Regions from separate parts of the Homo sapiens genome. Here region 2 is linked to region 1. Evidence: read pairs that join two places in POLR2A ChIA-PET (ENCODE). Cell type or tissue: OCI-LY7. All regions are shown on one strand. Region 1 overlaps PDE6C (phosphodiesterase 6C). Region 2 overlaps FRA10AC1 (FRA10A associated CGG repeat 1).

Region 1 (5,000 bases):
TGGACGTGGTGGTACAGGCCTATAATCCCAGCTACTGAGGCATGAGAATCGCTTGAACCTGGGAGGCTGAGGTTGCAGTGAGCCAAGATCATGCCACTGCACTCCAGCCTGGTGACAGACCAAGACAGAGTCTCAAAAAAAGGAAAGAAAACAAAAGAAAAAATATATAAATAATATGGTATCGTTAGTTATTTTGAACTAGAAGGGTAGCAACAGAATTAAAGAAGATGACACAAGGGCATTATATTGTGAATAATATTACATGTTTCAATATTTCTACTTTAATTAAATTTTTTTAGAATACAAAAACCTAAAGTTGGTAAAGATAATATTGATTATCCACCTACTGTGTAAATTCTAGACACTATGTACATATAGTGTTTATATATATAAAAAAATATATAAAATCTCTAATTCTCACAATTGATAAGAGAGATGTCCTCATTTTACAGATGAAGAAGCCAAGAATCAGGTAGGTTAAAAGACTTGCTGACAAGAAGAACAAAATCAAAAAGCTGACACTACCTGACTTAAGATTTGCCATGAAGCTGCAATAATCAAGACAGTGTGGTATTAGTGAAAGAATGGACAAATGAATCAATGAAACAAAATAGAGAACCCAGAAATAGACCCTTACAAATATAGTTAACTTGGACAAAGGCGCAAAGGCAATGAACAAAGGATAGTCTTTTCAACAAATTTTGTTGGAACAACTGAACATCTACATGTAAAAAAAGTGAATCTAGAAACAGAACTTGTACCTTTCACAAAAAATAACTCAAAATGGATTATACACCTAAATGTAAAACACAAAAGTATAAAAATTCTAGGAGATGACATAGAAGATCTAGGTGAACTTGGGTTTGATGAGGCTTCATAGATACAGCACCAAAAGCACAATCCATGAAAGAAAAAATATAGAAAAATTGGACTTCATTAAAATTAAAACCTTCTGCTCTGCAGCAGACACTGTTAAGAGAATGAAAAGATAAGCCACAGACTGGGAGAAAGTATTTGCAAATCACATATTTGGTAAAGGACTTGGACCCATAATATACAAATAACTCTTACAATTGAATGATAAGAAAACAACATAAAAAAATGTGGGCAAAAAATCTGAGCAGCTATCTCTCTAAGAAGATATACAGATGGCAAGTAAACATATGAGAAGATGCTCAACATCATATGTCATTGGGGAACTGAAAATTAAAACAACAATGAGATACCACAACTGATACCCCAAATACTAACATCAGCAACTGCTAATACCCAAAATACTGACATTAACAACTGCTGGTGAGAAAGTGCATCTGGTAGACATGCAAAACAGTAAAGTCACTTTGGAAGACAGTCTGCCAGTTTCTTACAAAGATCAATTTGTCTTACAGTATAATCCAGCAATTGCCCTATTCGGTATTTACCCAATTGAGTTGAAAACATGTAGACACACATAAACCTACCTACAATGGTTATAGCAGCTTTATTCACAATCACTAAATATTAGAAGCAACCAAGATACCCTTCAACAGGTGAATGGATACACAAACCTGCCATACAGTGGAATATTATTCAGTGATAAAAAGAAATTAGCTATTGAGTCATGAAAAGACATGGAGGAAACTTAAATGCATATTTCAAAGTGAAAAGCCAGTCTGAAAAGCTACATACTGTATGATTCCAACTATATGGCATTCTGGAAAAGGCAAAAACTATAGAAACAGCAAAAAAAAAAAAACAACAAAAAAAAAAACAAAAAAAAAACCTGTGGCTACCAGGAGTTTGGAAGGGGTGAGGAAAGGTTGAATATGTGAAGCACAGAGGGCTTTGAGGCACTGAAAGTAGTCTGTCTGATACTGTAGTAGCAGATATATGACATTACACATTTGTCAAAACCCAGAGAACTGCACAAAGGATGAACCCTCATGTAAACTATGGACTTTAGTTAATAATAATATATCAATATTGATTCATCACACCACACTAATGCAAGATATTAATAACAGGGAAACTGGGAGAGGAGATTGGGAGGGAAGAGGAAACTCCGTACTTTATAATCAATTTTTCTGTCAATACTACTCTAAAAATAGTCTATTAATTAATGTAAAAAAAAAACAGACTTGCTGAAAACCCATATTACTAGGAAGTGGAAAAACCAAGATTCAAGCCTACATCTTTTTTGCTCCAAGACACACACTTTTACCTCTGTTCTTGTCATCAATCATGACTAATTATTTACATAGTGTATCTGTTTTTTAAGGATCACATTTCCTGTGGTGTGTGTTATATAGGCGATGTGAGATGAGACAAAATGTGTAGAATAATAAGAACCTTCTCCTTGGTCATGTCCAGCAGTCCAATGGAGTATCGTTCACAGTTCAGATATGATCTAACCGTGTAGAGCGCTTTGTGAAACTGTCGCTCAACATCTGTGAGTTCTTCAAATACTTTATTGGCTGACCACATAAGGATCTGAAAGTAGGTATCAAAAAGAAAACAGTTAGAATAAAGTATGCTATGGAGAGATAGAGCATTCACCACAAGAAAACATGAGGTGCATCAAATAAAATAAATGCATATCATTGGAAAGTGCAATTCTGATTTTGAACATGTGTACATCCAACAAACTACTCAGATCCTCTAGGTGAGATGATGAGTAGACTTTTGCAAGGCTGCGGGTCTATGGAGAGAGAGAAGCTATGATTGGTTCCTGTGTCTAGATGTTTTGGCTCCAAAGGGGAAGTGCCCTGAAATGGGATGCAGGGATGGTCCCTGGACGGAGAATCCAGTATCGGTGGCCCACTGGCTCCTGCTGGCCCTGATGTGGAGAGAGCCACATACCTCCTTCCATGCATCCTGAGATAGTCAGAGGTAACCTTACCTGGAGAGTTCAAACGGGAAGGGACCTCCCTCTCAACCTCTACTCGTGCATTGTACTGGTGAGGAAACTGAGGTCCAGAGAGTGGGCCAGACCTAGGTATCTTAGGTACTAATAGTGCCCTTTATCCCTCTGTCTCATGGAGTTAGGAATAATATGCTCCTCAAATTAATAGGTTTACTATGACCCAGGAATTTCTACAAACTTTATTTGAGAGCTAATCGCTAATAGTCACAACAACCATCTGAAGTAGGTACCATTATTGTCATCACCATCTCATAGACAGAAATGCCAAGTCCACTCGGGATCTAGACTGAAGAAAGCCAAGCCAGTTGTGTACACAATTGGAGAGCTTGGGGTGCAGGGGAGTGTGTGTGGGGAGAGTGGCGGGAAGATCATGAGAGGACACGTGGGACTGAAGTTTGGGGATCTGTTCCACGTGGCTTACACCCCCAGGAGGAATAGGAGGGGTCTGAATTTGTTGTCTCTGGGCGGCTTTGTCAGAATAGGTCAGCATGGAATGACTAATGCTGCCTTCCTTTTACCTGGCTTCTTCGGGATTCAATATTGTACATGTAGCTGGTGTGATGAAGCCTTAGGATGATAGACACAAAGTTGAGGTATTTGGAAAAGACCTACAGACGGCAGAGAATAACAAGTTATGGTTGTGACATCTTTTCTTTGGTTATACAACAAATAAATTTCCTGAGCCTCCAACCAGATGCCCAGGGTTAGCATTACCTCTTCATCCTGTTTGGAAAATTCAGATGCATTTACTTTGTTAACTGCCATGATCACAGCAAGAACCTCCTTGCCCACCACGATCGGGGTTGCCAGCAGGTTCTTAGTGACATACCCAGTTTGCTTGTCCATGAAGTCAGAAAAATGGCTGTTCTGAAAGAGACAGTCACATATTTGTCAAAGTGGCACAAAATCATAGAGTGGTAGATCTAGGGATGATGACAGATCATTCTCTCTCATTTAAATGCTACCAACAGATAACCAGGGCTCCAGTACAGTGGTCCCCAGTAAACAATCCCACTCCACCTGCCATCCTATGACTGCATAGAATGGAATTGCCCATTTCAGAATAAGCGCTGCCAACCTGAGCTATGGCCTATTTAGGTTAGGCTGAGGTTGGGCCAGAAGAAAAGAGGTGATCAGACAGCCAAGTGGAAAGTGAGGTGCTAAGAGGAAGAGAGGGGAAGGCACAAGGTTACAATAGACAGCAAGTACATGCAGGGAAGGAGAGCACAGCTAGGAATACAGACACAGTTCATAGAGCGCTTCTCTCTCATTACAAAGGGAAAACATGCACTTGAAATCATCAACCCATATGTCATAACATAAAGCAAAAATTATCATTGCCCCCAGTTCCTTCCAATCTAGCCTACTAGAAGAAATCCGTGCTAACTGCTGGTGTGTCTCCTATGCCTTTCTCCATGCTTGAACAAAGAGTTTTCTATTTTTTCTAAAATTTCCTTTTCTAATTGCTTATAATAGTTTCATCACTTAACAATGTCTTAGGGACTTCCCTGAAGACCAATGCATATGGATGTGAACTCACCTCTTAGATTTGTGCACACTACTCCACCCTGGGTGCTTTATGATCCACTCAACTGTCCTTTACTGATTTTGCCTGTGTATAGTTTTCCCCACTACCAACAATACTGCACTAATCCTTCTTGCTTTTATTTTTATGTGACAGATTCCCAAAAAAGGAAATCCCTTTTGCTGGATCCACAGGAACATACAGTTTTTCTTTACATAGATTACTTTGATGAAAGGTTCACATTCTGAGGCTGGGCGGGGTGGTTCATGCCTGTAATCCCAGCACTTTGGGAGGCCAAGGCAGGCGGATCACCTGAGGTTAGGAGTTCGAGACCAGCCTGGCCAACATGATGAAACCCTGTCTCTACTAAAATACAAAAACTAGCCAAGCGTGGTGGCACGCCCCTGTAATCTCCGCTACTCAGGAGGCTGAGGCAGGGGAGTCGCTTGAACCCGGGAGACAGAGGTTGCAGTAAGCCAAGATCGCGCCATTGTACTCCAGCCTGGGCAACAAGAGCAAAACTCTATCTCAAAAAAAAGAAAAAGAAAAAGAAAGGTTCACATTCTAACTTCC
Region 2 (5,000 bases), 74 kb before region 1:
CATATTACTAGTACTCTATAAATAGGTTTATAAAGTACATGAATCTGCAAATATATTTTCCAAATTGTTTTTTCAAGCTTTCAACATTTCCTTTTCCTATACTTATCTTTAGTCTCATTTTAATTTATTCTCTTCCTACCTGGTTCTTTGCTATTTAAGGTCTCTATAAAACTTGTATTTAAAATTAGGTCTATCCAGTCTGTCCCTGGATCTAAGGAAAAAATAAAAATAAAATGAGGCCTGCCTGTGGACTGTCCTCAGGCCTGCCATGGCTTTAATTTTTAGGCATGACTTAAAGCTATCTTTAAGATAAACCCTGCTTCCTGGTTATAGCCATTTGTCAACTCAGTTTTTTAATAAGACTGGCTGATGACACTAACTGCTACGCTGGCCATCCATACTGCTGTTGAGAATATTGGAGAATTTAAGAGATACCAAGCAAAAACTGAAGTATTTTTGGGTATTTATTGCTGTGATCAGAATTGGGAGAAGGAGACAGTGTCAATTTGATACGCCCCCTACCTGTAATCATCTGTTTCACTGTGCTATTCCAATATTTTTCTTTTAAGTTATAGAAGTACCATTGTGTCACTAATTGATTTATTCTTCTTATCTCCTAACCCAATAGCTAGCTTTTCCATGGATCTCATCTGCCATTTGTTCCTTTAGCATTTAAACATTTGCTCTGCCTTCTCTGACACCTACTGCATTGGGGGCACCTAGTTATAGCCTGGTGAGAGTGAAAGTATGGGTACTCTTTTTTCTGGCATAGGAGGAGTTGGAGCCACAGTTTTTTTTGTTTGTTTGTTTTTTGTTTTGTGTGTGAGGATTTATTTTATTTTATTTTTCTTTATTTTATTTTATTACTTTAAATTCTGGGATACATGTGCAGAACGTGCAGGATTGTTACATAGGGTATACATGTACCATGGTGGTTTGCTGCACCTATCAACCCATCACCCTCACCCTTCCCCGCCCACCGGCTCCAGTGTGTGATGTTCCCCTCCCTGTGTCCATGTGTTCTCATTGTTCAGCTCCCATTTATGGGTGACAACATGTGGTGTTTGGTTTTCTGTTCCTGTGTTAGTTTGCTGAGGATGGTGGCTTCCAGCTTCATCCATGTCCCTGCAAAGGACATGATCTCATTCCTTTTTGTGGTTGCATAGTATTCCATGGTGTATATGTACCACATTTTCTTTATCTGGTCTATCATTGATGGACATTTGGATTGGTTCCATGTCTTTGCTATTGTGAATAGTGCTGCAATAAACATACATGTGCATGTATCTTTATAATAGAATGATTTATATTCCTTTTGGTATATACCCAGTAATGGGATTGCTGGATCAGATGTTATTTCTGGTTCTAGGTCCTTGAGGAATTGCCACATTGTCTTCAATAATGGTTGAACCATTTTACATTCCCACCAACAGTGTAAAAGTGTTCGTATTTCTCCACAGCCTTGCTAGCATCTGTTGTTTCCTGACTTTTTAATAATTGCGATTCTGACTGGGAACCACAGTTTTCTCTGGGTTGTTTGACAAGAGTAGAGTAGTTATTGTCTCAAAGTTGTCTTGCTAGGCTGACTCTTGGTCATTTGGTTAGAGAGAACAGCTTTTGTTGACGATTTTTTAGTCCGTGCCTGTTGGTGTTTCCGGGTTGTCACCTTCTTTACCTCCAATTCTAGGATACATGAGACAAAAAGAAAACCTAGGGAACTCGCTATCATGTCATACCATAGGTCTTCAGGAGGTCCCTAGCGGGGCGCCTTCTTCCTTCCACCTTTTAGAGTCTTTTTATGTTTGATATATAATGTATAAGGATTTTAGTTGTTATTAGTATGAGGAATAGGGAGAAGTACATCTTTGCCTACTCCATCTTCCCGGAAGCAAAAGTTACACCCACCACCTGTTCTTGTACATAAAATTATATTGGAATACAGCCATGCTTCATTTATATGTTGTCTTTGGCTGCTTTCATGCTAAAATGGCAGAACTGAGCATTTGCAACAGAGACCATATGGCTTGCAAAGCCTGAAATATTTACCATCTGGCCGTTTGCAGAAAATGTTTGCTGACCCCAGCTCTAATAGGTTACATGACTTGCCATGGTCATGTGACCAGTTAGTGGTAGATCAAGAGCTAGAATCCAGATCTCCAGGTATTTGGTTTTTCTGTCTCTCTCTTTTTTTTTTTTCCTGAAATATTAACTGGTTTGTTACAATATGGAAATACCATAATCTGATTAAATTGTCTGTTAGTACACATTATGATCAGTTAAATCACTATACATGTTTAATAGTCACAGAGAATATTGTAGAAGGTGAGGTTAGCTATTATGTGCATGTTTGGCTCTAGAGAGAGTGCTGTTGAGCTTTTTAAAACAAAAAGTAAAATGCTCATATATTTTGTTACAATGCTTTGAAAAAACATGGCATTTTATTCTTTGAATTTAAAAGACTATAAAAATTGATTTTTTATATTTGCTTTTTTGAAAGTTTAATGTTGGGATTTAATTATAAATTATAAATATAATTATAAAAGTTGCATCTTCTATTTAGAGGCTTTATCATTACTAAAATAGATAAATTATATTTTATGATAATGAAAGATAAATTCTCTACTTTTAGAAACTATAATTTTTAAATTTTTCATATTGTGATTATTAGAATGAGTGGTGGTAGGAGGCTATATGCAGTTCAGCAATAGAATAAGAAGCTCTATTTCTCCCCAGATGGAGGTATATTTTTATCACAAGAGTAGTATATGCTTGAAAAATAGTCAAAAGAAAGCCTGTACTTTACAATCTTCACTTTCAACAATTTAATATATACCCTTCTAGATTTTCTGAATGTGTAAGCATGTATAGTGTGTGAATATTTTTAAAAAGCTAAATAGACTCATATTGTGCTTTTTTTTACCACCAATCAGCAATATATTATGACACCAAACAGCTCCTAAGAGAATAAAATCCTTAATTTTTTGCATTTCAGTATCAAAGACATACAAAGTTCGTAAATGACTATATTTTATACTATGGTGGCAAAAAAGAAGACTTCAAGCGTTTGGGGTAAGTATCAGGAAGTTTACATAGAAGGGAATGTGGGTTATGGGAAACTTTAAAGACCCACAGCTACTGTGCCTTCTGATTCTGTCATTCTTCCCTGCTTTCTATTCCGGTGTGCCTTTTTTTTTTTTTTTTTTTTTTTTTTTTTTTAAGATGGAGTCTCACTCTGTCGCCCAGGCTGGAGAACAGTGGCTTGATCTCGGCTCACTGCAACCTGTGCCGCTGTGGTTCAAGCGATTCTCCTACCTCAGGCTCCCGAGTAGCTGGGATTACAGGCTCCTGCCACCATGCCTGGCTAATTTTTGTATTTTTAGTAGAGACGGGGTTTCACCATCTTGGCCAGGCTGGTCTTGAACTCGTGACCTTGTGATCCACCTGTCTTGGCCTCCCAAACTGCTGGGATTACAGGCGTGAGCCACTGCACCTGGCCCCAGTTTCTTTTTTATATTATAAGGTAGAGATACCATCCACAGCTCCTGAGTAGCTCTTCATGAATCCCATTTTTTTGGACAGGCCTCAGGTAGACTCTTTACCTGCTGAGCCGGGCACAACCCTGGTGATAAAAGAATATCTGAAGAATACTCATGTGTCTTCTTGGCAAAGATCTTTGAAATAAGGAAATTTTTATACCTTGATGTTTGGGATTGCTTTTTAAAAGATAGGTAAACAAGAACTCTCAGTCTAGCATTTCTTGCACATCAAAGTCCTTCCCATGTTTAAGGCTCTTCTATCAGAACTTGTTTTTTGTTTTGTTTTGTTTTTGTTTTTTTAAATTTTTATTTTTATTTCAATAGTTTTTGAGGTACAGGTGGTTTTTGGTTGCCTGGATAAGTTCTTTAGTGGTGATTTCTGAGATTTTAGTGCACCCATCACCCAAGCACTGTATGCTATACCTAAAATGTAGTCTTTTATCCCTCACCTCCCTTCTGGCCTTCCCCCACATTGAGTCCCTAAAGTCCATTATATCAGTCTTTTGCCTTTGCATCCTCATAGCTTAGCTCCCACATATAAATGAGAACATATGATATTTGATTTTCCATTCCTGAGTTACTTCACTTAGAATAATGGCCTCCAGCTCCATCCAAGTTGCTGCAAAAAGACATCATTTCATTCCTTTCTATGGCTGAGTAGTATTCCATGGTATATATAAATGGTGTGTGTATATATATATGGTATATATATATATATATGGTGTATATATATATGGTATATATATATGGTGTGTATATATATGGTGTGTATATATATATGGTGTGTATATATATGGTGTGTATATATATATGGTGTGTATATATATATGGTGTATGTATGTGTGTATATATATATATATATGGTGTATATATATATATATGGTGTATATATATATATATATATATATATACACACACACCACATTTTCTTTATCCACTCATTGGTTGATGGGCACTTTGGTCAGTTCCATAGCTTTGCAATTGCGAATTGTGCTGCTATAGTGTGTGTGTGTCTTAGAACTTCTTAGTTTTATGTGAGGTTTTTTTTTTCCCTCTAACAATTTTCTGAGTTGGTAGGACTCTGAGAAAATTTAGTACCACCTCATTTACCCCCAATTTATCTCACCTATCAATTTATCCTATATCTCCCAACAATCACTTTTTTTTTTCCTTTTTTTTTTTACCCCCAGACTGTTAGCATTTTATTTTGAAAGGTCAATCCCTTTGGCTTTCTTCCTCCTTTACTCAGTCTTCTACCTAGGAAACTAGTAAAATGAGATACGGAAAACTTTTCATATTTTTTAAAATTAAATCTCAGCAGAGTGGTTGGTTAGAATGAAACTTATTTTCATTCACTTTATTCATTTAGTGTTTAGTCAGGTTTCTCATTCTAGCTTTGGTAACTTAGCACCATTTGTATAATTGAAACCAATGCTACAGACAGATTCCTTATCCATTTAACTT

What was found. ChIA-PET counts read pairs that join two places held together with the same protein. Peaks named below come from ENCODE experiments on the same cell type or tissue, not always from the same donor. Only the 100,000 strongest peaks of a DNase experiment are listed, where the experiment ranks them.
Region 2: POLR2A ChIA-PET joins it to region 1 with 5 read pairs; 3 of 35 experiments call an interaction of 5 or more read pairs at or near these places.

Annotation. Positions count from the first base shown.
Region 1 is chr10:93,619,401-93,624,400 of GRCh38, reverse strand. It overlaps PDE6C (phosphodiesterase 6C), which reads right to left. Exons shown (of 22, transcript NM_006204.4): 2 at 3,617-3,769; 3 at 3,421-3,510; 4 at 2,329-2,469. Among named protein-coding and RNA genes, the nearest start is that of PDE6C, 9.4 kb to the right of the region's middle. In OCI-LY7, no CTCF peak of the experiment used is centred here; DNase peaks (open chromatin) are centred at 1,260 and 2,430; H3K4me3 peaks cover 2,587 bases; H3K27ac peaks cover 4,738 bases.
Region 2 is chr10:93,692,930-93,697,929 of GRCh38, reverse strand. FRA10AC1 (FRA10A associated CGG repeat 1) reads left to right here. Exons shown (of 14, transcript NM_145246.5): 5 at 2,993-3,069. Among named protein-coding and RNA genes, the nearest start is that of FRA10AC1, 7.2 kb to the left of the region's middle. In OCI-LY7, CTCF peaks have their summits at 305 and 512; no DNase peak of the experiment used is centred here.